Regions from separate parts of the Mus musculus genome. Here all the other regions are linked to region 5. Evidence: chromatin loops called from intact Hi-C (ENCODE). Cell type or tissue: left cerebral cortex. All regions are shown on one strand.

What was found. A loop is a pair of places that touch in the nucleus more often than their neighbours do. Peaks named below come from ENCODE experiments on the same cell type or tissue, not always from the same donor. Only the 100,000 strongest peaks of a DNase experiment are listed, where the experiment ranks them.
Region 1: a loop joins it to region 5, with 2.4 times the contacts of the local background. A loop is called at or near these places in 7 of 42 quality-filtered maps.
Region 2: a loop joins it to region 5, with 5 times the contacts of the local background. A loop is called at or near these places in 7 of 42 quality-filtered maps.
Region 3: it touches region 5 in a loop (3-fold over the local background); 17 of 42 quality-filtered maps call a loop at or near these places.
Region 4: a loop joins it to region 5, with 2.6 times the contacts of the local background. A loop is called at or near these places in 4 of 42 quality-filtered maps.
Region 6: it touches region 5 in a loop (2.7-fold over the local background); 16 of 42 quality-filtered maps call a loop at or near these places.
Region 7: a loop joins it to region 5, with 2.5 times the contacts of the local background. A loop is called at or near these places in 16 of 42 quality-filtered maps.

What each region holds. Positions count from the first base shown.
Region 1 is chr4:131,362,847-131,366,846 of GRCm38, reverse strand. No RefSeq gene overlaps it. Among named protein-coding and RNA genes, the nearest start is that of Gm35634, 44 kb to the left of the region's middle. In left cerebral cortex, CTCF peaks have their summits at 624 and 2,023 (motif pointing right); a DNase peak (open chromatin) is centred at 2,033.
Region 2 is chr4:131,485,367-131,489,366 of GRCm38, reverse strand. It overlaps Gm35779 (a long non-coding RNA gene), which reads left to right and starts at 3,912. Exons shown (of 8, transcript XR_390804.2): 1 at 3,912-4,000. RefSeq lists an enhancer at 3,654-4,000. In left cerebral cortex, a CTCF peak has its summit at 2,361 (motif pointing right); DNase peaks (open chromatin) are centred at 2,385 and 3,751.
Region 3 is chr4:131,429,880-131,433,879 of GRCm38, reverse strand. No RefSeq gene overlaps it. Among named protein-coding and RNA genes, the nearest start is that of Gm35634, 23 kb to the right of the region's middle. In left cerebral cortex, a CTCF peak has its summit at 2,444 (motif pointing right); a DNase peak (open chromatin) is centred at 2,471; H3K27ac peaks cover 55 bases.
Region 4 is chr4:131,378,947-131,382,946 of GRCm38, reverse strand. No RefSeq gene overlaps it. Among named protein-coding and RNA genes, the nearest start is that of Gm35634, 28 kb to the left of the region's middle. In left cerebral cortex, no CTCF peak of the experiment used is centred here; DNase peaks (open chromatin) are centred at 1,276, 1,587 and 1,986; H3K27ac peaks cover 578 bases.
Region 5 is chr4:131,268,823-131,272,822 of GRCm38, reverse strand. No RefSeq gene overlaps it. Among named protein-coding and RNA genes, the nearest start is that of Gm25261, 32 kb to the right of the region's middle. In left cerebral cortex, a CTCF peak has its summit at 2,453; DNase peaks (open chromatin) are centred at 550, 2,481 and 2,626; H3K27ac peaks cover 1,120 bases.
Region 6 is chr4:131,372,765-131,376,764 of GRCm38, reverse strand. No RefSeq gene overlaps it. Among named protein-coding and RNA genes, the nearest start is that of Gm35634, 34 kb to the left of the region's middle. In left cerebral cortex, a CTCF peak has its summit at 2,030 (motif pointing right); DNase peaks (open chromatin) are centred at 506, 2,104 and 3,394; H3K27ac peaks cover 485 bases.
Region 7 is chr4:131,353,448-131,357,447 of GRCm38, reverse strand. No RefSeq gene overlaps it. Among named protein-coding and RNA genes, the nearest start is that of Gm35634, 54 kb to the left of the region's middle. In left cerebral cortex, no CTCF peak of the experiment used is centred here; DNase peaks (open chromatin) are centred at 881 and 1,798; H3K27ac peaks cover 1,111 bases.

The DNA of each region.
Region 1 (4,000 bases), 94 kb before region 5:
AGGCTGTGACTTCAAAGGCCAAGGCTTGTTCTCTGCTGAAGGCTTCTGATGGGTTCCCTAGTGTCAGGACAGAGTACTCTCGCTCTCTCTCCTTTGTGTGTTATTTGATCACATGGAGACCTCAGGGCACTTCTGGCCCCTGGCCTTAGCTGAGCACTGAGCCTCACTACAGGTGTCATATAAATTACCTCACCACATTGACGCAGCCTCACCTGTATCTTCTGTGTGTGAAAGCTCCCCGCTCCCCGCTCCCCACTCCCCCTCAGCCAGCCATACTGTCAGCTCTATTCCAAGGCTGGCTCAGGTGTCACCAACCCCTCAAAGTCTTACCTGATCCCTCTGGGAGGAAGTGTCTTGTGTTGAGGCCACTCTTGAGGCCCAGGCCCAGATGTGACTGAGCCCTGTCATTGGTTCGATGCTGGCAGTCAGTCAAGCTGTCAGAAGATGGTGGGCTGTGACTGACACTGTCTCTTGCCCATTCTGGAAGCCCATTCTGGAAGCTGGGGTTTCTAGAGAAGGCTGCAGCAGAGGCTGTTCAAAAGCCTCTGTCCTTGGACTGTTGCAGTTGTCTGTTTGCTGGGTCTTTGCAAGGCCTCTCCTGGGTGTGGTATGTGTGGGTGGGAAGGTAGGGGGCGCTGTCACCTTACAAGGCCATCCACCCTATAGGATTGGGGCTCCACCTAGGGAATTTCACTTAACACTGTTACTCCTAAGGGCTGTCTCCAAACACAACCACATCAGGAATTGAGCCGCTGTGTGTAAATTTGGGAAATCTAGAACCCTTCCAGGATCCCAGGTAAGTCTCTGTTCTGAGGTAAGCAGGGGGTTAGCACATAGGGATGGACTCACAGCCGAGCTGAGGAGAAGATGAGAGAGGAAACATCCAAACAAAGGAACTGGCCAGCCGGCATGAGGGAGAATATTTTTCATTTCTAGAAACATAAAAGATGCACAAACTTCTCAAAATAATAACGTGCACTCTCCTGAGGGACTAAATCAGCCCGGTGGTAGGCTTCAAGAATGCTTTGATCAGGGAGCGAGGTGTGTATCTCTGCAGTCTTCTGTGTGATGTCTGTCTCATATGTAGATTTTAGCTTCAGGATGGCTTCCTGGGTGGCTGACTGCCGGACTGCTTCAGGATTCAGACCCATGCTTAGCAACAACTCTGAGAGACAGACCTACACATCCCAGAATTCTCTGCAAAAGCCTACAACTAAACTAACTCAACTGTCCTGAGCCAGCGTGACTTCAGACTGGCTTAATGCAGCCGTGTATACCTCATTGTTCAAGATGGGTGGTTTGTTTTCTGTGGGGCTGAGGGGAAGGGAGTAGTAGACATTGGAGTATTTCAGGGTTCTTTTTTCTCTTACCTTCCTCCCACAAACAGCACACAGTACTGCTAAGCCAGGCCTCCATCGGGAACTCAGGGTTGAAGTCCTAGATGCAATTAGGGTAAAATAGGACTTGGAGCCACTGACTAGCCTGGATAACTCTGGAGATTATCTTGAAAGCATGAGGGTCCTCAAGGGGGATTCAGGGCTGTCAACAACTAACTAGTGATCATGGGCTGTATGACAAAGGCCTTCAAACGTTTATGGCTTAAAAAGCTATGTTCTCCCAGGCCTCTTCCTGGCAGGGCTGAGGCACTGGCTGGTTGGCGCCTGCATCCCATGACCTGGCTCAAGGCTCAGTCACTGGCCAGGCTGCAGTCACATCCAGGATGGCTGAGGAGTGGCTGCCTCTGCTCATTCACATGACTCCTGGTGGCCTCAGCAGGCTTGCTTTGACTTCACTCATGTGACCCTCACGACTGTCTTCAAGGAAGCAAACAAAGGAGTGAGATCTAGCACTGCTGATGACAACCCAGCTCTCTGCTGCCTCCTATCAGCTCGTCCTGTGTGACAGAAGGGGACAGTCTGCAGGGACCAGAGAAGGACAGGAACCAATGGTAGGAGCAGGAGGAGGTGAGAATCTTGGGGGATGTCCACGGGTCTCTTAGGCACTTCCTCTCAGCGCCATCTGACCTTTCAGATGTGACCACAAGTGGGCGCTCTCCAGAGTAGGATTAACACTAGTCCCTGCAGAGAGAGACATCTGTGAACCAGAAAAGACCTGTTATGGGGGCAAGGGCAATTCTTCATCCTTTTTGATCCCAAGTAGCAACAGGACATTTCTATATCCACTCTAGCTTGTTTTAGCTCCCAAATAAATGCCACAGAGACCTAATATATTTATTAACAAGGTGCAGGGACTAGGCTGGACAGACACTCATCTATTCTAACTCCCTATGGCTGCCTACTTCCCTGCCACATGGTCCTTCACCTGCAAAGTGGAGTCTTGCCCTGGTTAGCTCTGTTCCATGTCCTCATGGAGGCTCTCCTGACAACCTGCCTACAGCTGCGAATCCTCCTCCTCCTCCTCTTCCTCCTCTTCTTCCTCCTCTTCCTCCTCTTCTTCTCCCGTTCTATTCTCTTGCTTTTTTTTTTTTTTTTTTTTTTGCTTGGGCCTCCCTGTCTAGGAGGATCAGAAGCTCTACCCTATTCTCTTCTGCCCAGCTATAGGCTGAATCAGCTCTTTATCAGAGGTGATGGAAAAGAATCTTTACACATCACTGAGACGGGGGATGCTCCAAATACCACAACAATGCTAATGTGTGTCTGGACTACAACCAAATCTCCAGACACAGCAATCAGCATCTGAATACACAGTGCACAAAACCATCCCCAACAAGACCTGGCCCACACCTAATCTCCCAGTGCCTAGATCTTGGCCTTCACACCTTAGGAACTCATGAGAAATGACTGGTCCACGGTCTCATTGCCCTGAGGTACTCTCCTTGGAATGCCCCCATACAACCTCACCCTACTGAGACTTTGGAGCCCAAGAATGGAGATAATTCACAGCTTACAGAATTGGCCAAACACGCTGGTAAGCACAGCAGGCTGCGGGGACAAGCTGGCAGCAAACCTCCAGTTTCCAAAGGATGCCGTATCCTGGGATGAGTAGTGAGGGCTTCCTGAGCTTCTCATTGCTCCCTGGTAGATGGGAGAGAACAGACTCCCACTGGTTCACTTCCTCCCTCTAGTGCAGGCCTCAGGTAGACAGCTACCAGGGAGACAGGTGTTCAGCGAGTGTATTTCTTGAGTACATGCCTTCTTCTTGCTGGTCCATTCCCATCCTGCACAGGGGTCTGTGTATCCATCCTTACTTGGACTCAGACACCCAGAACCCATTCTGCAGCAGGATTCCTCTCCTTAGGAGGTAAGGGAGATGCTAGAACACTGCCACTCATCCAGGCCCAAGCTTGAATATGTGCCTGAGGGTGTGAGTGTGCAGAAGTGCATGTGAGTCCAGCTGACAGGTCATGGTACTCTGTGTATCCTCCAGCTGATGGTGTGGCCACTTCCCGAAGTCCTTGCTAAAGAATTTTCAGAGAGGAGGGGTCCTCAGCTCCTATTCCTGCCCCACTCTGCCCTTCCCTTTGAACACCAGCAGCTTGGCACCTGGCTCAGCTCCTCCCCAGCCAATCTCCCTGTCACTACTAAGTAGGTTACTCAGGATCCTGCACAGGCTCCTCTCCTGTGGCCTTGGGCCCCTGGAGATGGCCACACCCCTGCTTTAAGGCTCTCAGACCCAGCAGCATCACCAGGCTTTGCTCCTGACAGGCCTCACACAGCAGCTGCAGGCAGAGAACTCCCTTGGTCCTTTTATCTTGCAGCTTGTTTGACTTCTGGTTTCACTTGGATCTGACAAGCTGTGATTGGCGGATACATCCCTTACAGCCTCCACACTGATTTTCTGCCTCTTGATTTCTGTTTGTCCTTGTGATTGATTTATTGGAGGAACCGAGGGTTGCCCCAGAGTCCTCTAACTGATGCTGTTAGGTGCTGCTGAGGACTCCAGCCCTTTCAGACCCAGCAGTGCAGCTACGGATTGGCATGGTCCCAGGGTAGACTCTGAATAACTTCATCTGATTTGGACCGGGTCAGGCCATCAAATT
Region 2 (4,000 bases), 220 kb before region 5:
ATAAATGATGTTTCTGTCTACAGAGTTAGGACTAGAGCTTCCAGAAAGGCTGGGAGCTGGGGGAGGCCAGAGGTAATAAAGGAAGGAAGTGGGAGAGAGGTCACCAGACCATGTGGGAGGACAAACTCACACCCCAGAGCTGCCGGAGTGGATGGCTGAAAGTGGAGTAGGAGACCAGGCAGCAATCAGTGGGGCACAGGAGGCAGGAAGTGTGAAAAAACGAGCCTTGGAGTGGAAGGCTGTGTCTTCAGTCATGAAGGGCCTCATGTCAGGAGAGAGTGCAGACTGGCTTGGGTGGCCTCTGACACAGAACCTGGGAGACAGAGGGACAGGCTAAGCACAGTTATTAGGGAGGTTATTACTAGACTCCTTGTCAGAGCTTTGAGACCCGTGCACCTTGCAGCTTACCCTATGATCCCTGGAGCTGGCTCTGCACACGGCTGTGTAGCCAATCCTCCCAGGAGTCCTCTCAGGTAGCCTTTAACAGAAAAGGAAACTGAGGCACAGAAAGATTCAGCCCGGGCTCAGGGATGTCAGCTAGCGAAGTATAGAGCCAAAAGTCGGTACTGAAGTTTCTCCAACTCCTAAGTTCTCAAATCTCAGGGCCCCGAGATACCTCAGATCTTGTTTTTTTAATTCCGAATCCATAATTTAATGATGCCATAAATATGAGGTCCTGCATTACTAACGGAACATGAGGCTGGGAGCCTTCGAGTCTGTAATCTGGTGCTAAGTCTCGGGCTCTAAGACGATTGCTTTCAGATTCCCTGTGTCTAATATTTTATGGGAAACACAGGGAGTTATTTAAAGCCAAGCAGCGGGAGGTAGAACACTTCCTCCTCTCCCCAGAGCAAGCCAGCAGGTCAAGGCTATATTTCCAAGAGCCTGAGCTGTCTGTCTCCACCCCCCTGGCCCTGGAGGCGGGCTGGGGAAGCCAAAACTCTTGCTATTCTGGGCCCATTAATTTGAGTTGTCCTCAAGGAAGGTGTTAGAAACCGGTGTTTGGAGCAGCAGGCTGCTGACCCAGAGGGAGAAGGTCTGTAGGGGAACTTTCCAGAGATGGGCTGCCAGGAAGCACCTACTGCAGGCCAGCAGTCGGCAAGAGGATGTGAGGGAGCCCTGGGGGGTTGCAGCAGACGGGCCCTGCAGGATGGGCCTTGCATGAGGGAGCCTGATATCCCCTTCCACCCCAACTTCAGTCCTGGAGCGCCCTTCTGTTTTCTTCATGGCACTTAACACTGTCCAAAAATAGTCTTTCCCATCACCTCTTTCTGGCTTTCCATAGCTCATTAGCTACCACTGAGATGCTGGATTCCTGGAGGCCAAGAATGAGGATGGAACCACAATGGTAGGCATTTATTTGTCCTGGAAGCAAGGGAAGCTCCAATCGACATCTCAGCCCAGGACCAAGATGTCACCCACCTGAATTCCTCTCCTGACAATGACCAAGGGCAAGGGATGGCCTCTCTGCCTTTGTCTCTATAAAGCAGAGATGGTCACAACTCTGTTCATCTCATTTCTTTCAGCCAGCAGAAAAGGGTCTCGATTATTCCCCCACACTGTCCTGCAGGGATGCCATATCCCGGAGAACCAGTTGCCATTGTCATGCCTCCTAAGATTCCCAAAGGGGCATCAAAGCCCCTCCCAGCTTGACCCTTAAAGAGCCTAAGCTCTTCCCTGGCAGCTGCAGCCTCCCTCTTGAGAATGCCTCACTCACTGTCTCCCTGCCTAGATAGTTTTCCCAGCATCCTCTCTGTTAGCCCTGCCCCGTGGAGGGGCAGTACATTTTTTTTCTCCTTAGGCCACTGCAGCACCACCTCCACCACCACCCCCCACCCCAGTCTTCCGGTACCTTCTCTAGGTTCCTGAGATCTGACACCATCCTTGACACATCCTTCAACAATGCCCAGATAGCAAACTAACATTCCATGGGTATTTCCATCTGAGCTCCTTTTCCAAAGCCTGCCTGCACAGGGTGGGTTTCCCTGTTACACGTAGGAGTGAGATGCTTGGTTTCTGGAGACTGAGCTGACAGCCCCTCATTCGTATCTGCAGGATGGAGCCTTCCCAGGACAGCAGAGGCCTCCCATTCTTGGGCAGCTTGGGTTATTGGTTGAAGGGAAAGGCAGTATATTAAATTCCTCTGGTCTTGGTCCCAAGGGGAGCAGGTGCGGCAGGTAATGAGGTTGTCAGGGGAACAGAGGCAGCTGGCATTGATGCCTCTCAGGCAGGAAGAGGCATGGCCTCAGGCTGTGGCCAATAAGGTGGAGCCTGGGCTGTTCCAGGGCTATACTTCTCAGTCTGAGAGGCAGGAAGAAAACTGGGACTAAGCCTTGTCCCCTAGGTGGGGGACACTCTGGGCAGTACCAACTCTAGCCTGTAGGTGGCGCTGCAGGCTCTTGCAAGTGCTACTGTGCCTGTAGGCAGGGCACGGAGCTGGGAGGTGCAGGGAGGGATGGAGAGGGAGAAACGGGATGGGGGCATGGTATGGAAAAGTAGGAGATAGTGGTGGAGGAACTGTCACTGAACAGTCTGGCTCCCCCAGCCTTCAGAGTGAAACAAATTCCATGGCCCATCTTACCCTTACCTTATCTGCTGAGGACTCTCTTCCTTTCTCCCATCCCCAAACCCTCCTTTGAAGACCTGATGCCATCATCCAGGGTCCAGACCCCTCCCTGCCCAAGGGTTCTGCTGTCTAATCTGTCTAATAACCTTATACCCAGCTCCTCCGGGTCACCTTGCATCCTCAGGTCTCAGCACAGACACGCCTCCTCTATCACCACCTCTAAGACCCAAAGTCCAGGGTCAGGCCACCCAGGCTCCTGTGTCTCAGCTCTGGTCACTGGCCAGATGAGGTGCTTCTGGGGACAGGGACTTGGCCCTCTAGTGTCTTGGTGTAGCCTGCCTGGCAGGTGAGCTAGCAACAGAGGGTACCAGGCAGTGCCTGAGGAATGGGTGATAAAAATGATGAAGGGTTAAGGATGAAGATAAAGAAGAGAGCATGGACCAGGAGCCGGCAAGGATTCCTGAGCACTGGGGGAGGGGGACTGGGGTGAATGGGGGACCCCGGGCTTCCATGGGCACTTCCTTTGTTGCTGCCAGGGTGTTCAGTGGTCTGTCTGAGGCCCGCTGACTCACTGCCATGAAGCTCCTGCTTGTTGGCAAATGAGGGTTTCCTGTGTCCGCTGCTCAGAGCAAGAGGACACAGAGTTGGTGCAAGGGCCCTGGTCTCCAGGAGCGTGTACTCGAGGGAGCATGGGATGGGGTGGGGGGACTTGAGGAACCCTGGGCTTGGCTCTTGCCCTTTATTTCTCTCTATGAAGCTTTGATGTCTTTAGTCTTCCAGCCTCACACACTTAAGCTACTTACAATCACCTTTCAGACCCTAAAGCAAATTATACACAGACATACACACACACACAGACACACACACACATCCACACACATGCACAGATATATACATGTACAGACATATACATGCATAAGTAAATGCATGTATACAGACATACACATGCATGCAACACACACACACACACACACACACACACACGGGGCGGGGGGTGGGGGGTGTCAAGATATGGAGAATCTACCAGCCTCCCATCAAAATAAAGCTGTATATTTGCCCAGCTTAGGGAAGAGGTTGCCTGGCTGTGCTGCTTTGAAACTGGCATCAATTCCAGTCCCATCCTTGCTTCCCATAGCAACCATAGTAACCAGAAGTTCTTCTTCCCAGAGGCAAAGTGCCAGAACTTTCTTCTCAGATCAGACACCTCCTCCTCCAGGAAGCTTTCCCGACGGCAGCTCTCTGGTTAAGAATCCCTTTAATGAGCCTGAGAAATTTCCACTCCACTGCTTGTCCCAGTATATAACCAGAGTCTGCTTGTCTGTTTGTCACCTCCCTCAAACCCTGGACCAAGTCTGGGAGTCACAACTGAACCTCCAGAGCCTCCTACGGCTGCCGCCATTATTCCGTGGAGTGGCCACACTGCCTCGCCTGTCT
Region 3 (4,000 bases), 160 kb before region 5:
TAATCACTGTGTTTTCCAGGGACATTTAGTACTCCTGTTGACCAGATCTGAGGCTCCACCCACTCAGGAACCCAGGACTCTCTTTTCCCTCAAGAGCAATGAGAAGGGAGAGGATTGAGTGGAGGGCCCAAGGGGGTGGTGCTGGGTGGGCAGGGATGTAATCTGTTTGTGATGGATGGAGTCAGAGTGAGGAGCTGATGTACATCCTGTTGGAACCGGCCAGCATCCCATAGACACCCATCCTCCAGCAGCTAATGATTAGCTTGCTGCTAAATGTCCTGAGGGATTCTTGTCTCCATTGGGCCCAGTCAGCTGGGGATGCCTGGGGTTACTGCCCTCCTTGGACCACCTAGTTGACACCGGGCTGCAGGATAGCTGACTCACTGTCTGTGTGGAACAGCCATGAAGTACCACACATACTCCAGTGCTCCCCACAGGTCCATACCCTTCCTGCCTTTCTCCTGAATAACTCACCCTACATCTGCCCATGAACCTCCTCCTTCTAGGGAGCCTGGATTATGACATCCAAGGGTCTGGCTCATCCCCGTGTAGGGCATGCCTCTTTCACAACTGGTTTTGAGGAGGACAGCCTGGACCTCTGAGGACCCTCTCAGACCCAGGCCCCTGCCACTAACCTCAGCCTCCCTTCCATTCGTGTCTTTAAGACTTCCTCATCTAGACCTCCTTCTGCTCCAGATTTGATTGACAGATGCTCCAGAGAGTGGGAAAACCAGGGTCCCCCAGGGCAGCCAGTGTCTGGTAGAAAATGCCATATCACTAGGCAACCAATAGATATTTCTTGAATTTGTGCAGATAGACAGAGCTAAGCTGATTAATATATTTTCCTTTCCCACGTGAGGCCTAGGTCTACAATGCCAGTGTTCTCGCCCCCCTCCCGATGAACTGGCTTTCAGGTCAGTACAGGGCTTTATCTCACAATGACAGTTCATTAATAGATTTACGAGGGGGCGAAGACGGCTTGGTCTGTCTAAAAGGCTTGTTTTGCATTTCTCTTCTTTTAATTACACAGTTATCTCCCAGACCAAGGCTCTTTGAAAAACCGAGAGAAATAGACCCCCTCCCTCCATCTGCTCCAGTTCCGAGAATGCAATTAGTGAGGGCGGGCGATGTGCTGGGGCTTCCTGCTCTGCTAGACCAGGATCCTCTCCAGGACTGCTGGTGGCTGGGAAGCTCAGTCACAATGGGTGGTCGGCATGGGAGAGACTGCTTTGAGCATGGGACTCAGTAGCTGAGGACGGCACTGTACCTCAAGAGCTACCGTTTCTTGGGTGCCTTCCATGTGCTAGCAGGTATGTCCTACCTGTGTTCTGAGGGCCACCCTTATTCCCGGATGCCTGTGAATGTGACCCAAAACATTTGTAGCCAACACTGTCATGCTATAACCTTCATTGTTACTGGTTTTAGATCCATTTTACAGACAGAGGAACTGAGGCAGTCAGCTGTGTGCAGGGCCATGGACTAGAGGTAGAATATGGGTATGGTTGTGGAAAGTCGGGGTTGACCTAAGGCACCCGGGCTAGAATGTAACACCAGATCTCAGAAGCTTCTGTCATTTCCACTCTCTCTTTCTACTTGGTAGCTTTTCTGGGCCTCAGCTACCTTGACGGTGAAATGGGCCCATCTCCAACACAGGATGGGTGTGTCTTAGGCTGGGATGTGTGTTGAAAAGGATGTTCGTGGAAGGGAAGATGCGGAGCTGTGTGAAGCGATGGACCACACTTGGCCTCTGGGTTGCAAACCAGGGTTGGCTCAGATCCGGCCATAGAGCTGGATGTTTGTGCGTGTGGAGCGAGTCACAACTTCAGATGACTTCACCCAGCACCTTCCCAGAGACCTCTGCCGTGGAACAGATCTTAGGAAATCAGAGTAGAGTCCCTGCCTCCTGATGGCTCATATGTGACACCACAGTGAGAGTCCCTGGTGTCTCCCAGAATGGGCAGTGCTGGGGGAGTGGGGGTGGCAGTTGACCAATGCTGACTGAAGAAGCCGAATCCCTAGTGACTTGGAGCAGAGCCTATGTTTTCTGTAGAGACTAGATACTAAATATATTAGGGCTGATTTGGGGCTTGAGGGACTCAAAAATGGGTCTAGAAAATGAATCAGGTGTGGTCAGAGGCGGGAAAAAAGCCCCACATCTCTGCCTTTAAAAAAAAATGACATAATCTAAAATGTAGTCCAGAAAAACTGAAGCCTGAACAGCATACAGTATTGATGCATCATGGAAGACTTGTCATGAACTTCTTTCAATCACTAAGAGAAAGGGGAAAGAGTTTCTAGCTCACGACCCATTCCAGAAGCAGCCACAGGCTACCAGTGAACAGCTAGCCATTGTTTGCAGACCATGGTTTGTTGTTGCTTGGTGGCTCTCAATCCCACCCCAGCCTTCCCTCGATGAGCCATGAAGCAATGCCCAACTCTGTCAGTAGAGGGCACTGAAGGGACACTGCGGAAGAAACAGTTTTGCATTTCTCGCTACTGTATCTCTCTCATTTGAGGAATCTGACCACAGTGGTGCACAGAGACTGCACAGCTCTTGGTAACCTCGTGGTCCATTCAGGGACAGGTGACCATGTGCCTGCACTGTGATGAGTCTGATACTTCCAGCTACAGTTGATGGAACATACCTCCCTCTTGCCTGCCTCTGGGGAGATGTCTTCTACCTGGGGTACTTGCCAAGCAGTTCCAGCCGGACCAGATAGCCTCTTTGCCACTGTAGGCTGAGCCTAGCTTTGGAGCAGGCCACTGTCAAGCTATCTTCCTCGCTAGCATGTCATATCCTCTAGTCACATCGCCAAGTAGGGTGTCTTTTCATTAAACTCTGTGACTCAGATTCTAAAAAAAAAAAAAAAAAAAAAAAAAAGACCCAGGCAGTCTGGGAACAATGGGGTCTTCATAACCAATGATCAGGATGGGCTCTGTCTGCCACATGGTCGTGGTTTCTGAGAACTCAGTTTGTTTGGCTGTGAAATGGGAGCATTGCCTCCTCTCCTATGGGCACCTGAGACCCTAAAGTGAGTTGGGGCTAGTCCAGTAGGGAGTATGGGTTGAGGAGCCAGGCCTGATGTCTGTATGCTGGACATTCAACTGCATTGTCCTGTTTCTAAAGGGTTACATGTATCAGTATGTAAATATCTATCAAGTTGTAGGGCCTGGGAGGAGTGTGGTTCAAACCATTACCTTACCCCCTACTTCCTTCTTCCCTTGGGAGGTCTCAAACCTCAGGCCCTTCAGCCTCTGGTTTCTTTCTTCAAATCTCTGGGGACCCCACAGGCTCTGGCAGCTGAGATGCTCTCTTGGCGGTGTCCAGGTACTCCCTCTGTCACCTCATCTGTGTGGTTACTATAGCAGCCTTCACAGCCTGGGCAGGGCTGAAGAACATAGGCAGGAACATAATGAGGCCACATAGTCTGATCTGTCTTCTGTTGTGACAGGTACAGTCCCCACAAAAAGGCTGCAGGTCATGAGCTCAGGTCCTTGGCATAGGGATGCTAGCTTCCACCAGGCTGCCTGAGACCCAAGCTTGGGGCCTTTGGGACTTCCTTTCAATTAACATCATTGGAGATCCTAGGCTAGCTAGGGATGCCCAGTGGTCCACACAGCCTGCCACATGGAGTCCTAGAGGCATGACCCTGCAGGACAGAGGTGGAGAGAGAGAGCCACTGTCCCTTGGGTCCTACAAGTGGAACTGGAACACTGCTGGTGGTCCCTGAGTCCAAGACTTGCATCTCTGCTCCCCTCCTATGAGATTAGAGAGCCCCCTGCAGCTCCCAGGACCCCAGTCTGGGCCCAGATGAGCCTAGGCCAGACAGGGTATTCCCAAAAAGCTGCTGAAATCGACAGAAGAGATGGCTTATCCTTTCTCCATGGCCAGATCTATAAGCTCTGTACTCTGGCCTTTTTCACAGCAGCAACTGACTCCAGGACCCCATCACAGGAGTTGCTGAGGCAGAACTGCGGTTTGGGGGGGGGGGCATGGAGA
Region 4 (4,000 bases), 110 kb before region 5:
ATAAATAGGAGACAGGAAGTTCCTGCCACACAATCTCTCTCTGTGCCCAGAGAGGAGGAGACATGGCCGCACCAGAGCAGCAGTACCTCACTTTTCCCATTCACTCACTCACTCATTCAATCACTCACTCATTCATTCACTCACTCATTTATTCACTCACTTATTCATTCATTTACTCATTTATTTATTCATTCAGTCACATACTTTTCACTCATTTGTTCACACACTTTTCATTCACTCACTCATTCATTCACTCACTCATTCATTCATTCAGTCACTCATTTATTCACTCACTCATTCATTCACTCACTCATTCATTCACTCACTCATTCATTCACTCACTCATTCACTCATTCGTTTATTCATTCACCCATTCATTCATTTACTCACTTATTTATTCATTCAGTCACATACTTTTCATTCATTTGCTCACACACTTTTTATTCACTCAATCATTCATTTAGTCATTCACCCATTCATTCATTTACTTACTTACTTATTTATTTATTTACTCACACACTTTTCGTTCATTTGCTCACACACTTTTTCATTCACTCATTCATTCATTCATTCATTCACTCACTCACTCATTCACCCACTCACTTATTCATCCATTCATCCACGCACAAGCCTTTTTTTAGTGACAGTAGTAAGTCTGGCCTAGCTGAGCCTGGTGTCAGGACATTCAGAGACTGATGTCTTAGGTGGACAGAGATGGCATTTGGGTTCCTAGTCTGAGTTAATGATAGAACCAATGAAGCAGCAAGAAGAGGCCCTGACTTAGTTGCTGGGGACTTAAGGGAATTCTATAGCCTATAGCTAAGGCACAGAGAGACTAAGAATCTGGCTGAAGATACACATAGACACAGGGCGGGACTCTAGCCCATGCTTCCCTGGAAAAACACCTGGGCTTTCACCTTCACAACCTCCATCTGGTCTACCCTCAAGGAGCAAAGAGTCTGCTTTGGGTACAAGTAGGGTCTTCTCAGCCAGGAGTCTTAGTGGTATTCCCTGTGAAGCTCGCAGAAGAAGCCAGCACCGTCTAGGGCTGCAGCTTCCTGGAGACTGTGAGGTGGTGGCTCTATTGAGCCTAGAATGGAGATCTTGGCACCTCTGGAGACAGGACTACTGTTCAGCTCAGAGCTACCACACCGGCCCTCCAGCTGAGCCTTAGCTCTGGCCAGCATGATGATACCACAGCCCTGTGTGGGGACAGCTGCTGGCTATGGTTGGAATCACTCTACTGCAGTATGGTTCTGGGCACATCACCCATTCTGTCAGGCAGAGGCCTTTCTATGTGAGTCTACTAAGAGGTAAAAATAATGTTGAGTGTCGAGATATGAACAGGCCCTTCCTCCAACGCTGCCCGAGACACAGCTGGGCTGCTTGCGTTTGGGAACAGAGGGGTCAGCCTTTTGCTTAGCGCCCAGAGGCTTTGTGCAGGGCCTGATCTGCAGCTGGGCTTGGCATACAATGGGTACCTAATAATTGCTGTTGACGCAGCCCGTTCTGGACTGAACACCTGGCTTCCCCTGCCACTCAAGCACTAGCGAGCGAGGCAGGAATCCTGGGTAAAGCTAACCCCGCAGCCTCACTGGAAAAGGGAAACAGAAAAGGTTCTCATTCCAAAGAGTAAATGTCATGAGCTTGGGGGAGGATCCCGGGGCTCTGAAAATAAAACAACCGTGTGAGGGAACGAGGGGGAGAGAGGGAGAGAGGGAGGTGTGGAGGGGAAGTGAGAGCTGGAGAGGAAGAGAAACCCGTTCCATGGTGCCTCCTGGGGAATCTGGTATGGGGGCTTGGAGCAGCTCTGGGCATGCCCTGGGAAGTGGCTGATGGACCATGGGACTGCTAGGCAGACTGTGGTCTCCTTGCAAAAGCTCTTCCGTCACCCCAGACACATAGAATGCCACCGTCCACACCGCCCCTCCCCACCGACTCCATAACTCATGCTAGAGCCACCCCGCCTGTGAAGCGGGAGCTTTCTTAGAACAGAACCGAGTTGTGTTGATTTCTGGGTCCCAGTGCCTGCCGATGGCTTGGCCCTCGCAGGGTATTTGGTCGGTAGGCAATTCATTTGTGGTAAGTGACTGCTTACCTTGACCAGAGTTTCTTCTTTCACATAGGGTGGGCATAGCACCTGACACTTGCCTCAGAATGTCAAGGTGTATAAAGTGATCTAGTCCATGCCAGTGTGTGGGTGGCACGTCTGAAGAAGTGGGTGGGCCTCTGCATGGGGGAGGGGCTCTGCTGGGTGGGCGGAGCTGGACAGGCTGTTGCTACGTGCAAGTGGTCTTTAGGGCATTTGCTCAGAACCCCTGGCCCACTCCTCACTTGCAAACAGTGACCTTTGCTACCATTTCCCAGGAGCTACTCTGATCTGTCATTGTCCTCGGCTTTCTTGTAGCATCTCCTCTTTATCAACACAACGCACGGAGGTGTTGAGACAGAGGTTCTGAGTGATCCCTGAGAAACACAGATCCTGTCCTCATAGTGTCCTGGCTACAATTTCAGGACAAGTTTGGCAGATGAGAAGGTGAAGAGGAGGAGGGGCTCTGCAGGGTGGGCGGGGCTGGGGGAAGGGCTCTGCAGGGTGGGCGGGGCTGGGCACAGAGCAGTTATCTTGGGCTGGATGAGAAATGTCCCTACAGGATCATGTCTTGGTGGTGGCAGGTTGTGGGGTCTGGGTGATGAGGTGAGTCACTGAGCTGGGTCTTTGAAGGTTATACACCAGCCATGTTTCTGATCCCACTCCCTCTTCATTCACCAAGATGTGAACTGGCTGTGCAGCAAGCTCTTGCCAACATGGATAGAGCCATTCCAGCCACTGTGGTGAATTGCATCTTCCAAACCCATGAGCCAAAGTGAACCTTTTCTCTATAAAATTGCCTCTGTCAGACACTGTGCTCCATCTATGAGACAATGGCTAACACAAACAGAAAGAAGACAAGCGTCTCTCCAGAGAGGGCAGATCCCAGCTGCTACCCACCTGCTCCATTGAAAACAGACAATTGAGCTCAGGCAACATGTATGTGTATGTGCAAACGCGTGTGCATGCATGAGAGTGTCTATATGTGTGTGCACACGCATATACATATGAGTAACAATGGAGCTCACATCAGCTTCTCTGTGCGGTCATCCCCTCTGGGAATCTGATGCCTGAGTGACAGTCCCGGAGGACACTGCTTCCTGGCATTTTTAGCCTATGGCAGGTTAGGATCCCAATTTTTCCCGTTTGACTCAATCCAGCAGCCCTAATCTTCTCCGGAAGGAGTCAGATTGAACAGCGAGAGTTCCCCTGGGAAAACCAGAGTGCAGAAGTGGAAGGCCACGCTGGGGTCAGGTTTCCCCAAGCCTGCCCACTCATGGCTTCACTGTCCACTGTCTACTGTACATCATCTATGAGTTGAGTGTCCCTATTGATGTCCCCATATTGATGTTGTCAGCTGCAGAGGTGGCTGTGGTGGGAACAGGCTACATTCTCTGACTGGAAGGTCAAGTCTCCCTCTGGCTCTAGTGACTTAGAGAGGACACATGATCTCAGCTTTGACTTACTGTTTGTAGCCCTGGGAGCTTATTAGGAAGCTTGCCAAGGCCTCTCCCCATATCTTGCTCTCCGTAGCTCCTATTGATCTAGTCTTCACCTCTTCAGAGGCACCTCTCTATTCAGCTACCTGTGACCCTCACACTGGTCACTAACAGGGGGGCAGGATCCCCCAAAGGATGCAAATTTAAAGAATTCAGCTACATCCCATTCTGTTCCCCTGCACCATCCAACTTAGAGTCCACCCATCCCCATCAGACCAGAAGGGTTCACTCAGACAGAGCCAGGGCCACACCCACATAAGCCTGTGACTGTGCAGAACTTGTCTGGACATCAAGGCACTTGGACTTGTAACCCCAAGCCTGTCAGAAATTTGCTTGTGACCTTGGTCAAGTCGTTTATTTTTCCTGGGCTGGTGGATGCCATGCAGGAGGAGCTGGGTGGACAAGTGAGCTC
Region 5 (4,000 bases):
TCTCCAGGGACCCATCAAAGAGTATGATGGTGTCTTCTGCATCTACCCCAAAGCTGTGTGCATGTGCATGAACACACACACACACACACACACACACACACACACACACACACACTGTAGGTAAAGAACTGGAAGAACTCATTATGAACGGAACAGATGTTCTAAAAGCACCATGCCCTGTCAGCACAGGGGATGCCAGATACAACCTGGCCCAGACTCTGCCCTTGAGGAGTCTGTAGCAGGGCACGGAGACAGCCAGGCATCCGTGGCATCCTTCCCTCACACACAGAGGAGGCTAGAGGAGAATCTCAATGGCTGTGTAAGTGTGTGGCCAGGCCTCCACCAACCCTTCTGGGCAGACAGGAGACTCCTGAGGAACAAAGCCAGCCACACAGAGCAGAGGTGGCGAGGGCTGGACACTAAGACTCAGGTGTGACTCTGTGATACTAGGACTCCATCCCGAGGTAGACAGAGGTAGCTGTTCTAAGGCTCTGCAGCAGTGTTGAAACCCCACCAACCCAGGTCTCCCACAGGCTGCTCACAAGATCCTGCCTATTCTTAGCTACAGTCTGAGCCTAGGCGGGGCCAGGAAGTGATTCAGCCTTTCTTAGAGAAAAAAAAATCACAAACCCAAACCCCTGGAGCGGGTTCTAAAGGACCAATAACGGAGGCATCAGGGGTACAGGATTGATAAGCTTTGAAGAGGATGCTGGCCGCCTCTAAACAAGTGGAAACTGGGTGCCGCTCTGCCCCTTACATTTACAGAGAGGGAAACTGAGGCCCACAGAGCACAGAGGGCCAAGCCAAGGAATCCCACCCAGTTAGTGGCAGTGCAGGAAACAACATCCCCAGATGAGGAAGGGGACTTGCTAGGAACAACGAGCTTCTATTGGCACAACGGGGACAGGATACTTTGTTGGAGACATTCCCTGCCATGAGCTGACACTGGCTGTACCCATCAAGGATGGGGTTGATGGATGCCACTGTGTACCCCGTGTGCTTTGAGCCTTCCCCTGCCCTGCATCCTGTGCCTCCCACCACTGGTTGGCTGGATGCAGAATGGACACTCGCTTCCAACTCAAAACCTGCATCTGAGAGGCCAGCCGGCACCATGGTTTGTTTGAGACAAGGGGGCTACTGCTCCGGTTTGTGAGATACAACAGGATAGAGAATAGAAGTCCCATAGGGCAGGTGAAGCATTCAGACCGGCTCATACCAAGGCAGAAGTCCGTTGACGATCTGGAGGGCTGTATGCTTTCACTGACCCCGAAGCTCCAGCCTCCAGATGAGCAGGGTCGGATGCTTGTTACTAGGGAACCCTGATGTGGGAAGAAAGTTCCTGGTGACCAGAGGAGTCAGGGCCCTGCACACAGGCACCGAAAGGCCAGAGACCCCAGAGGCAGCTGCGCACCTGGCTGCTACTTCCTCTCAAGCCTCTGCCTCTTGGTTGGCATTTGAGACAGGTCTTGCTGTGTGCATTTGTGGACAGCCTGCAACTCTCTGTCCTCCTGCATCCTACCACCCCCAGCTCCGTCTTCTTTTTGAAATGGTGTGTGTGTGTGTGTGTGTGTGTGTGTGTGTGTGTGTGTGTGTCCAGAAGACAATCTCCTTATCTTCAGGTTCTGTCCACCTTGTTTTCCACACAAGGCTTTTTACTAGAGAAGAACTCACCAAGTAGGCTAGTCTGGCAGGTCAGTGAGCTCCGAATGGTCTCTGCTTCTCCAGCACTGGAGCTACAAAGGCTCCTGACAGTGGCCTGATTTCTCAGGCGGAGCTGGGATCCTTAAGCACCTCCTAGCTGTATACTAAACCTCCCAAGTCCCCTCTTTGCTCTCCCTACACCCCTCCTCAACCTACCCCTCAGGGTAGGCACTCTTCCTTCCTTCTTCCTTCTGGCCCTGCTGCCCTGCAGAGCCATTCACTGAACTGGCCTAGCAAGGACACCAGAGGGCAAGCTCCCTGTGTCTGTCTGGGTACACCCAGGCTCCTGAGACCAGATATGAAATGAAACAGCCTAGAGCTGTCAGTTCCTGAACACGGGAATTTAGGGGAAGACTTTCAAAATAGAGTGTCTGGGCTGAGATGTGGAGGAGATGTGGGGGAGACAGGGAAGGGCTGGGGAGGTTAGCACACATCAGCACCCCTGGGCAGAGAGGTGGATCCTGGCCAGTGGCGGGCAGTTTTGCTCATAGAGGGTCCAGGGAGCCGGGCTGTGGAGTCCTTGAGAGCCACAAATGAGTGGATGAGGGAAGGAAGGGAAGGGCAGTTCGGTACTGTTGGAGCTGGTCCTCAAGTCCTTTGAGAAGGTGATTTCTTCCTCCTTCTCTAGCATCTTAGCTCCCTCCCTCTCCTGAGTTCTCCCTGGGTCTCTCTGGACCCCTCCCACCTCTAGGCCTGCCCACCCTGCCCCACTACTCTTTCGAGAGCCTGCAGCACCACCTACAGACGGTAGGCGGCACGGCCTGGGGTGTAGTCCATCCACCTGGAGGACAAGGCTCAGACTGGACTGTCCCAGGCCTTGCCTCAATACTAGGGGCACTGCTCCCAGCTGACAAGGCTGGAATACCAGCCGCTTCTGCTATTCAGTCTCATCTGCTTCTTACTGAGACCAGAGCCACCCACCGAGGAATTCAATAGACATCCATTCTTAGCACGATTCCCAAAACCCTCAACGATGCCAAGCTTCTGATATCCTAAGAGGGCACCCAATTACAACTCAAGGGCCTGTGACTCTGTCCTGTATTTGGGGTGGGCCTTGAGACAGATCAGGCTCCAGGAGCCCAACACCACACTCTGTATCGACCTGTTCACCAGCGTTCCCAGGGACACCACTCATGCCAAGTATGTATTGCTGCCGCAGTCACCATCACAGCACTTACAGGGGACTGGCTGCCTACGTGCAGTCTCAGCCCTTGGATGTACTGGAAAGGCTAACTTTTATAGTGTCTCAGGAGGTAGGTGCAATTAAGACCAAGGGTATGTAACTTGTCTGCTGTCACTCAGCAAAGTCAGCTCTTCCTACTTTCTATCCTTCCCCTCCCCCATCCCTGCCCACCTGAATCAGGCTTATTTTGTCGGAGAGTTCAGAGGAAGGCATAGAGTCCATCCTGAGGTAGGGGGAGATATGGCAGTGGGAGAACTTTGATCCGTGATGCCAACTGTGGAATGACTGTTGGGGATTATCTTGATGCTGTTCATTAAAAATGGGAAGAATTTCCCTGCTGCGGGTGGCACCATTCCCTAGACAGGGGCTCCTGGGCTGTGCGAGAAAAGAAGCTGAGTGATTCATCACTTTCCACTTCTTGACAATGCATGCATGTGACCTGCTCCCTCAGACTCCTGCCGTTGTGACCTCTCCACAGTGATGGGCTGTGCTTTGGACTATGAACCTGAACCGTATATGTGTTGTGTGTGTATATGCACATGTGTGTGTATAATTTTACATAATTATATGTATTATGTAAAATTATACACATATATATACACATATACATATACATATATATATATACATATATATATATATATATATATATTTTTTTTTTTTTACAGCAACAGGAACAGAAACCAAGACAATGGATCTTTCCCATCATGGAAACATCTCTGGAAATGCTCTCATAGACATGTAGGGATACGTGTCACCTAGGTGACTCCAAACACAGCCAAGGACGGTGGAGGCCAACCATCACATTATTCCCATCCTTTACATCCTGCCTCCAACAGACATCACCACCCCTTTTCCTGGGACTCCATGACAATTCACACTTTGGAAGATAAGTCCAAAGGATAGAAGAAATGACTTGTCACTGAGGCTATGATTTGCTGATGGTGGGCCTCAGAGAGATCCTATCCTAGCAAACTTGGGCAATTTGGAGAAGACCAAGAATCCAGATACTGCCTTGCAGAGAACTGGGTAGCTCTGCAAGGGAGGTGGTACTTATGTAGGCACATCCAGAGAGTACCCTGGGAAGTAGAGATAGGGGGATCCCAGGACCCTTTG
Region 6 (4,000 bases), 100 kb before region 5:
TAATTTTTCTGATGTGACATAAGACACTGTAGATACTCATGCTGGGTACTTCGTATGCTTAGGACTGCTGCTCACAGTATTTGTCATGCTGAGTCTACTTGCTTTTACTGTAAGAAGCTATCAGAAAATAGACCATCAACTTAATAACAGCTTTTGGGGATGGGGTGGGGGTGGTGGGAGAAGAAAGAAAACAAGAGAAAGATGAGATTAAATGTCTAGGTCAATCAAAAGGTACATCTTACTGTAGAATGTTAAAGCATGTCTCGGAATTGAAAATTATAATATTGCTACGAAAAGCTGCCCTGGGCTTCAGCTGCCTGGGGCCCCTCCCTTACAGCACTGAAGCTGCTTTGCTGGGTGACTGGATTAGCATTGACTCTGATGTGAGCTGAGGGCTGGCCCTGGAGAGTGCCTCCTCCTCAGGCTACTAGGCCCTGTGAACAGTGAGCAGGTGCAGTCACTTGCTCCCCAGCCTTCTAGACCTGGACCTGGCATGAGAACACAGAGTTCCTTCCCCCTAGCCCTGTGCTAAGTTTAGTGCGCCTCATTTCTTGCCTTGCCGGATCCCCCAGGCACAGTTTCTGAAATACACCTAGCAGATGGTATTCCCTTCTTTTCAGGAGCATCCTGGGTGTCTTTGGAGGAGCAGGGAGGAGAGGAAGAGGTAGAGAAAGAGGAGAAGGAGGAGGGAGAAGAGGTGGAGGAGGAGGAGGAGGAGGAGGAGGAGGAGGAGGAGGAGGAGGAGGAGGAGGAGGAGGAGGCAGGACAAGAGAGAGCTGGGATCAGAACAGTTGGGCCTGTTACACCCATGTGCTCCTAGTTACCTTTAAACGGGATTAAATCATACTTGATTCCCTTAACCTCCATTTGGATCTTTTCTCAGAGAAGCAAGTTGACATTGCAGGAGGGAAAAGAAGGACCACGTGGGAAAGATGCTGCAGCCCGAAGCCGTGGAGGGTAGAGACTCTCTATCCACCATACTACCTTAAACCTAGAGAGCCAGATCAGCCAGTGATGGTCAGGTGAGCCAGGCACAGGTGGGCAGGGGGCCCGGCAGGAAGGTCAATGGCAGAGGTCAGGTTGGCCCTCTGGAGCAGAGGTTTGCAATGGGAGCTTTGGTAGCTAATAAGGTTTCAAATTCAGGGGCTCCCCCAGAACCTGTCTGTGCTAAGCCCACTGGTGGGCTAGTTTCTTTTTCATGTGGGCTTCTGGTCATCTTGCTACTGAGACCCTCTCTTCAACCACTCTATGTTGGCAAATTCTTGCCTTGGCCTTGGCTCCTGGCCTCCCTGCCTTCTTGGTTCCCTTCCTGGTCTTGTGATCCTATGTTTACCCCCACTCTCTGGGCATCCCTTTCTATCCTTTTGGTTTCTGTTCCTTTGTTTTCTGCTGATCTTTCTGTCTCTCTGATGATGTCTTCTACCCTGTCCTTGACCACTAAACAGCTCTTGGGTTGAGTGCAGTGGCCGTCAATCTTCAGACACTGTAAGTAACAGACAGGCAACAGGCCCTGGGCACTAGCAGCAAGCAAGAGTGGAATATTGTTAAAAGATAAATTCCACTCTTGGCCATTTTTTAAGATTAATGCAAGGCCTTAGAGACAGACTCCAGGCAAGCTCCTGTAGACACAGTGTCAGAAGAAAAGAGTTATTGCATGTCCTGGCTCCAGGCCACCCATTGGCCCTGGTACAGTTATTCTCTCTGTTGTACACTTGCACATTGTTGCTGATGGCTGCAGCAGCACCTGGGCTGTCACATGGTGGCAAGCCTGTGGCCAAGAGCATTTCTCTACTTTAGGATCATCGTCTAACATTCTATTCTCAGACGCATCCTTCCCTGTCTTCAGCCCTGGCTCCCTTTGCCCTGACCTCCCTGTGATCCAGTATTCCTGAATTCTCAGCACACTGCAGACACCAGTGACTGCAGATGCTCAGTGACAGCCTTTGATTTTTGTCTTGCATATAGCCATGAATTTGTGGTGGTCCAAATGAGAAAAAGTCCCCCAAAGGCTCGGGCATTTAAATGCTTGGTCCCCAGTAGGTGGCGCTGTTTGAGAAGGTTTAGAAGGCAAAGTCTTGCTGGAGGAAATGTGGGTGGGGAGGGGGCACCTCACTTTTCCTCCAGCCCACCCTTACTGCTTTGTGCTGTTGTTAAAGATGTGATCTCTCAGCTTCCTGCTCCTGCTGCCATGCCACGAAGAAGTTGCTCTGGGTCATGGTGTTTTATCACAGTGACGGAACAGTAACTAACATGGCCTCTGCGTGGGCCTTTCCTTAAGGAATGCACTTGCCATTCCTAAGAGCCCCTGTACAGATCTATTCAGGTCCTGCAGGGACTCACTGGCATCATCTTAGTGAAACCAGGCTCTCATAACTAACTGTGACACGGCACATGGGATGTTCTCCCTGTGCGCTCTCAGGATGACGTCACACAGTAAGTGATGAGCTCAAGGAGAAAGAAGAGGGACTTGGAAGTAGACACACCTGCTTCAGATTCTGGTAGTTTTATTCGCCGGTCACATGATCTTGGGTGACTCTCTCAAACCACTCATTTCTCTACAGTGAAGACCTTACATGGTCATACCTGGTCACTATGAGCTTGTTTCAACATCTGTGACAAGTCTCCATGCATCGGGGCCCATCTTCTCTGTGGCATTTCTTCTGCTGTGCTTGAATAGTCTCTGTCTGATGTGCTCACATCTGGAGAGGGGTCTTCCTGGCTTGAAGCAGCAGCAGCAAGTGCAGTCTGGTGCATCGGACTGAACATGGTGGACTCTTCAAATGGCGACTCTGCTACATCCTCGTGCCCCCAAGTTCAGGGCTCTTCCCTCTTTGGTCTTTTGTGCACTGGGTTCGATTCTCATCCCCCATATCACAAATGAATGAATGAATGAATGAATGAATGAATTAGTGAACAAATGATTTTTAGATAACTGGTTTAGTCTCTTATGTTTCCTTTGAATCAACATGTGTTTTATTAGCTTAAATTTATACCTTTTGGGTGTGATGGGAATGAGCAGTTTTACAAAAAAGAAAACCACATAGACACATGCACAGGTACACACACACACACACACACACACACACACACTTTTCCCGTTTGTTGCTGATATGGGCACCGTGACCACAGAGCACCTTTGGGCCCAGATTTTTTTGTAAGTGGTACTTTATTGCAGTGCCCAGCATTCTCCAGTAGAAACAGTGAGAGCAAAGTTATAACCCGTCTTTTATTAATATCTTTGAGACCTAGGGAACATTCTTGTCCTATTAGGACTCTGAAGAGCATCCAAAGAAAGCATATAGTGCCTGTTGGGCTGCCATGGTTACCCGTGTTCAGCTTCCCAAAATGAGAGGCAACACTAAACAGGACATGTTTCTCAGCCAAGTCTGGGAGGTACCAGGCTTTCCTCCTCTGCGGAGTGTCTGTCTGTAGACTATGACACCATGGTCTGGGACAGAAATAGCCAAAGACTTATCTGTGTCAACTGAATCTAGTGGAGCTCCTAAAGGTACTCATAGCTGAGCCTGGGGGGTAAAAGAGTCATAAGTTCAAAGCCAGTCTGGATAACACAATGAGACCCTGTCTCAAAATAGAAATTAAAAGAGATATAGCTAGTGTTAGATAGAGATGAGACAGAGATAGAGATAGAGATAGAGATAGAGATAGAGATAGAGATAGAGATAGAGATAGAGATGATACAGAGACAGCCATAGAGACATAGCTCAAGGGCAGAGCACCTACCTAACTTGCTCAAAGCCCCGGGTTTGAGTCCCCATACCACAAAAAGGAAGGAAGGAAGGAACAAATGATTTTTTTTTAGATTGTCATTTTCTTCTGAAGTCCCTGCCCATGAACTCTGTACTGTCACCAAGCCCTTTGACGGAGGGTGAGGCACTCACTCACAAGAAGCGGAATATTTCTAACCTCGGGTCCAAGTCAGCGGGGTTTGAAGCTCAACAGTACACAGGAGCTGAGGTCCGGCGGGGCTCATCTTATCTCT
Region 7 (4,000 bases), 85 kb before region 5:
CAGTACTTTGTAAACATACAACTTCCTCACTCACTGATTGGCTTAATAAAGAGCTGATGGCCACTAGCTGGGCAGGAAAGGGAAGAGGGGAGACTTCTGGGCTGAGAGAGGCCTACAGAGAAGAAGCAGAGATGGGAAATTCACCAGAGTGACACCAGGAAGGGACAGGTGCTGGGACGGAGAGAGGGTCAGGGGAGGAAAATGGGCAAAGTAAAGGGGGGAGGGGGAGAGGTGTGTGTAATCCGGCCACATCCAAGAATAGTCAGGGTTAGTTTCTTGACATAGCTGAGAGTCTGCCCACCTATAATGCCTAAGTTTTTATAAATAATAAGTCTCCTTGTCTTTATCCACCCAATTACAGGTCCAAGAAACCCCCCTATAGCAGAGTCCATATTGCTTACTTCTTCCAATATGGCGGCTAAAGGGTATGTCTTAGACCCTAAGTTTCTGTTTGCCTTAGGGTCTGTACCTAAGAGATATCAATACCAGCCATAGGAAGAGAGGCCAAGGGGTTTGGATGTAGAGGAATCTCTGATAGGAGTGGGGGTGACGGCAACAAAGAGACCAGGGACTCGTTGATGCTGAGGAGGATGTAGACCCAGGTTCTCCTGCCAATCAGCCCTGCCAGCTGCACAGTATGTTGTGAGCTAAGAACTGCAGTGTCACGGATGTGAGTCCCTTGTAACTTCCCTATGTGAGCCAAGCATCCCTAGAAGGACAGACACCGCCCCCCATACCCCCAGAATCTAAAACTGGGGAGATCAGGCCGCTCTCCTCCCATCTGCCTCCGAAGCTCATTTCCTGTTTCATGGCTTTAGAAATAGACCTGCCTCACTGAGCGAGAAAAGGCAAGTCAGCTCAGCTGCGAGGGCTCTGCGTGTGCGCTAGCCTGGGAGACGAGGATATTTCGGGAGCCAGATGTCTGCGTGGGTGGAACTGCTCAAGTCTGCACAGCTCAGCGCCTAGATACTGCCGAGTCAGCGATTCCTTTTACATCCAAGACCCCTGGTCTTTTCCCTTTGACAGGTATTTATTGATGACTCTTAGGTGCAGACTCTGAGGTAAGCAGAGAACTTAGAGCCTATCAGGGACACTGTCTCAGAGAGACATAAGCTGATCATGGATGACCCCCAATGGGGAATTCATTCGTATGTCCCGCAGTCTTACTGAAAGCCTTTAACCACTGTGTTGGGAAAACTTATCAAAATATCACACGCTCTTTCCCATGTAGCCCCAGCTAAGATGGGAGCTAGCAGGATCTAGATACCCACAAATGAGGGCACAGCCACACACTCTATCAAGAAAGGCTCCTGCTGCCGGGAAAATGTGTACTGGGGGGTTATGGTCCCAAATCAAGTGAACAGGTCAACCCAGAAACACCTACTTCTTCGCACCCATCCCCACCTGGTCCTGGAGTGCTTCTATCTGATGGGGTTGGAGTAGAAACCACTTCAGGACCTTCAGCGAACCATGGCAGACTTCCAACTTGAGCACTTGCCCTGCCACGCCCCGCTCAGCCCCACCCACCAGCTTCAGGCCCAGCTGGGTCTTCTCCAGGCTGCCCTCCTCAGTGCCTGTTTCCACACCGGTGTCCTCCTTCTGGCACCCAGCCTTGGGCTTGAGCTGCTGTGTGACCTTGGGCAGATCACTTGACTTCTCCAGGACCTTGCTTCTCCATGTCAAATGGGGACAGTCATGGCAGGAAAGACCACCTGACTTTCTGTGTCATCCCCCGCCCTCCCCGGGGAAGAGAATCTTCCCAGGCAGGAGCTGTCTTTTTTGAGTCAGGCCAACGCTTGCTAACTCCAGCTGTACTTTCTCAGTTCCACTTTGCTGTGTGCCAAGAACCAGCCGAAACGTCAGAAACGCAACTTCGAAGGCACGAAAGGATTAAAAGCAAACACTGTTGGTGGTTCCTGCATTTGGCTATCCAGCCAGCAGAGCTATCCGCCATGTTCTTGGCCCTGGGATAGCTGCTTTACCCTGTGGCATAAGCAGGGGCACAGGGCATGTGCATGGCCATACATAAATGCTGTTCTGCCAAGGGTGATGATAATGCTGGTGATAATGATCATGGTGGGGATGGTGATGATGGTGGTAAGAATGCTGATGGTGGTAAGGATGCTGATGGTGATAGTGATGCTGATGGTTATGGTGGTGGTGAATTTTTGCGATGACGTAATGGTGATGATGATGATGGTGGTGGTGGTGGTAATTGCGTGCACATTCAAGTCACTAAGTACCAGCCTTTTTCCACTGGCTCATCTCTCCCAGCCTGTCATCAAGGAGGATGCTTGCTCCTTCTGGGTTAGCTAATCATATGACCCACACCTTCTGGTCATGTGACCCACACCTTCTGGTCATATGACCCCCATTGAAGCTCTTTTCAGTCAGGCCAGTGTTTGCCACTTATATGAGATGCTTTTTAATAGTCAAATTCTTAGAAGTAAAAAGTAGAATGCTGGCCCCAGGGCCTGGGGAAAGAGAAAGTAAGGAGTTTCAGAGGTGTGTGTGTGTGTGTGTGTGTGTGTGTGTGTGTGTGTATACACCCCTGCCACAGTGTCCACATGGAGGTCAGACAATAATCTGTGGCTTTGGTCTTCACCTTCTACCTTGTTTGGGATGGGGGTCTCTTTGCTGGTTCTTCCCTGTGCACACCAGGCCAGCAGCCCAGGGACTTCTCCTGTTACTGCCACCAGCGTCCCTGCAGGAGTGTTCAGATTACAGGTGAGTATATGAGTTCTGGGATTTGAACTCAGGTCCTCAGGAACTTTTACCCCCTGAGCCACTCCCCCAGGCCCGAGTCCTAGAGATCAGACTGCTAGCATGCACACAGAGACCACTACTGTAGATATCACTGAAACAAGGTCAAAATAGTGAAGTTTATGGTGTCCGTGTTTATGATATATATGTTTATGGTATGCATGTCCAACCACAATAAAAATAGTGAAGTTTATGGTTGAACACACACACACACTATATATATATATATATATATATATATATATATATATATATATATGTTCAACCATAATAAAAATGGGCTCCAGCTCTCTGAATCCACACTCGAGATTCAGGATCTAACCTAACTGAACTCAGAGTCAAGAAGAAGTCGGTGAGTTTCTCCTTGGAATGTGTCTGCAAGGACAACTCCAGAGATAACTGACAGAGGGAGCACCCACCTTGGACTTTGATGTCTTTCCTGATACTCTCTACACTCTCAGAGGGGGCTCCTAAACACACAAAGCAAGTAGACCAGGCTGAGAGTGCAGACAGGACCACATCTCCTAAGCCACAGAGCCACAAGTGCATCCTGTGTATAAACCTCATGGTACTTGGGAGAACCCACTCTCCAGGGATAGAAGTTTCCAGAAGCTGCCTCTCCAGCAACAGAGGCCTCGACCCTGGAAGCTCAAGCTCTGAGGACAAACAGCTCTCAAATCCCAACCTCAAACTTCCAGGGTCGCATCTTCACCTAATAGTCCCAACGCTAGAAAATAATTGAGTTCGAAATCAGGGTCTTAGATTCTCAAGCCTTACATTTTTTTTTTATTTTAATTGTCTTTGCTTGTTTGTTTGCTTTGAAACAGATTCTTTCTATGCAGCTCAGAATTGCCTTGAACTAGAGGCAATCCTCCTGCCACCGTCTCTCACGTGCTTAGATTAGAGCCAGCATACCCAGCTCAAGTGAATTTCAGCACTGTAACATACTGAGTGAGAGGATATCACAGAATCTGAGCTTCACAGGGGAGTGCAGACTTGGCATCTCCAGTGCTGTACAGGTCCACCTGCTAGGCGTCCAACCCACAGCCATGTTCCAAGCAGCTTTCAGACACCAGTTCATACTTCATACTACTAAAAAGTGGGGAGCCCCTGGCCTGGTAAAGCCCTATCCTAGCCTCCCACAGCTCTGCCTCCTTGCCCTGTTCCTCTATTGAACACTTGTTTCTTAACTACACAATATTTGTCTTTTGTCTCCTTCAAGCATAAACAGGAGCCA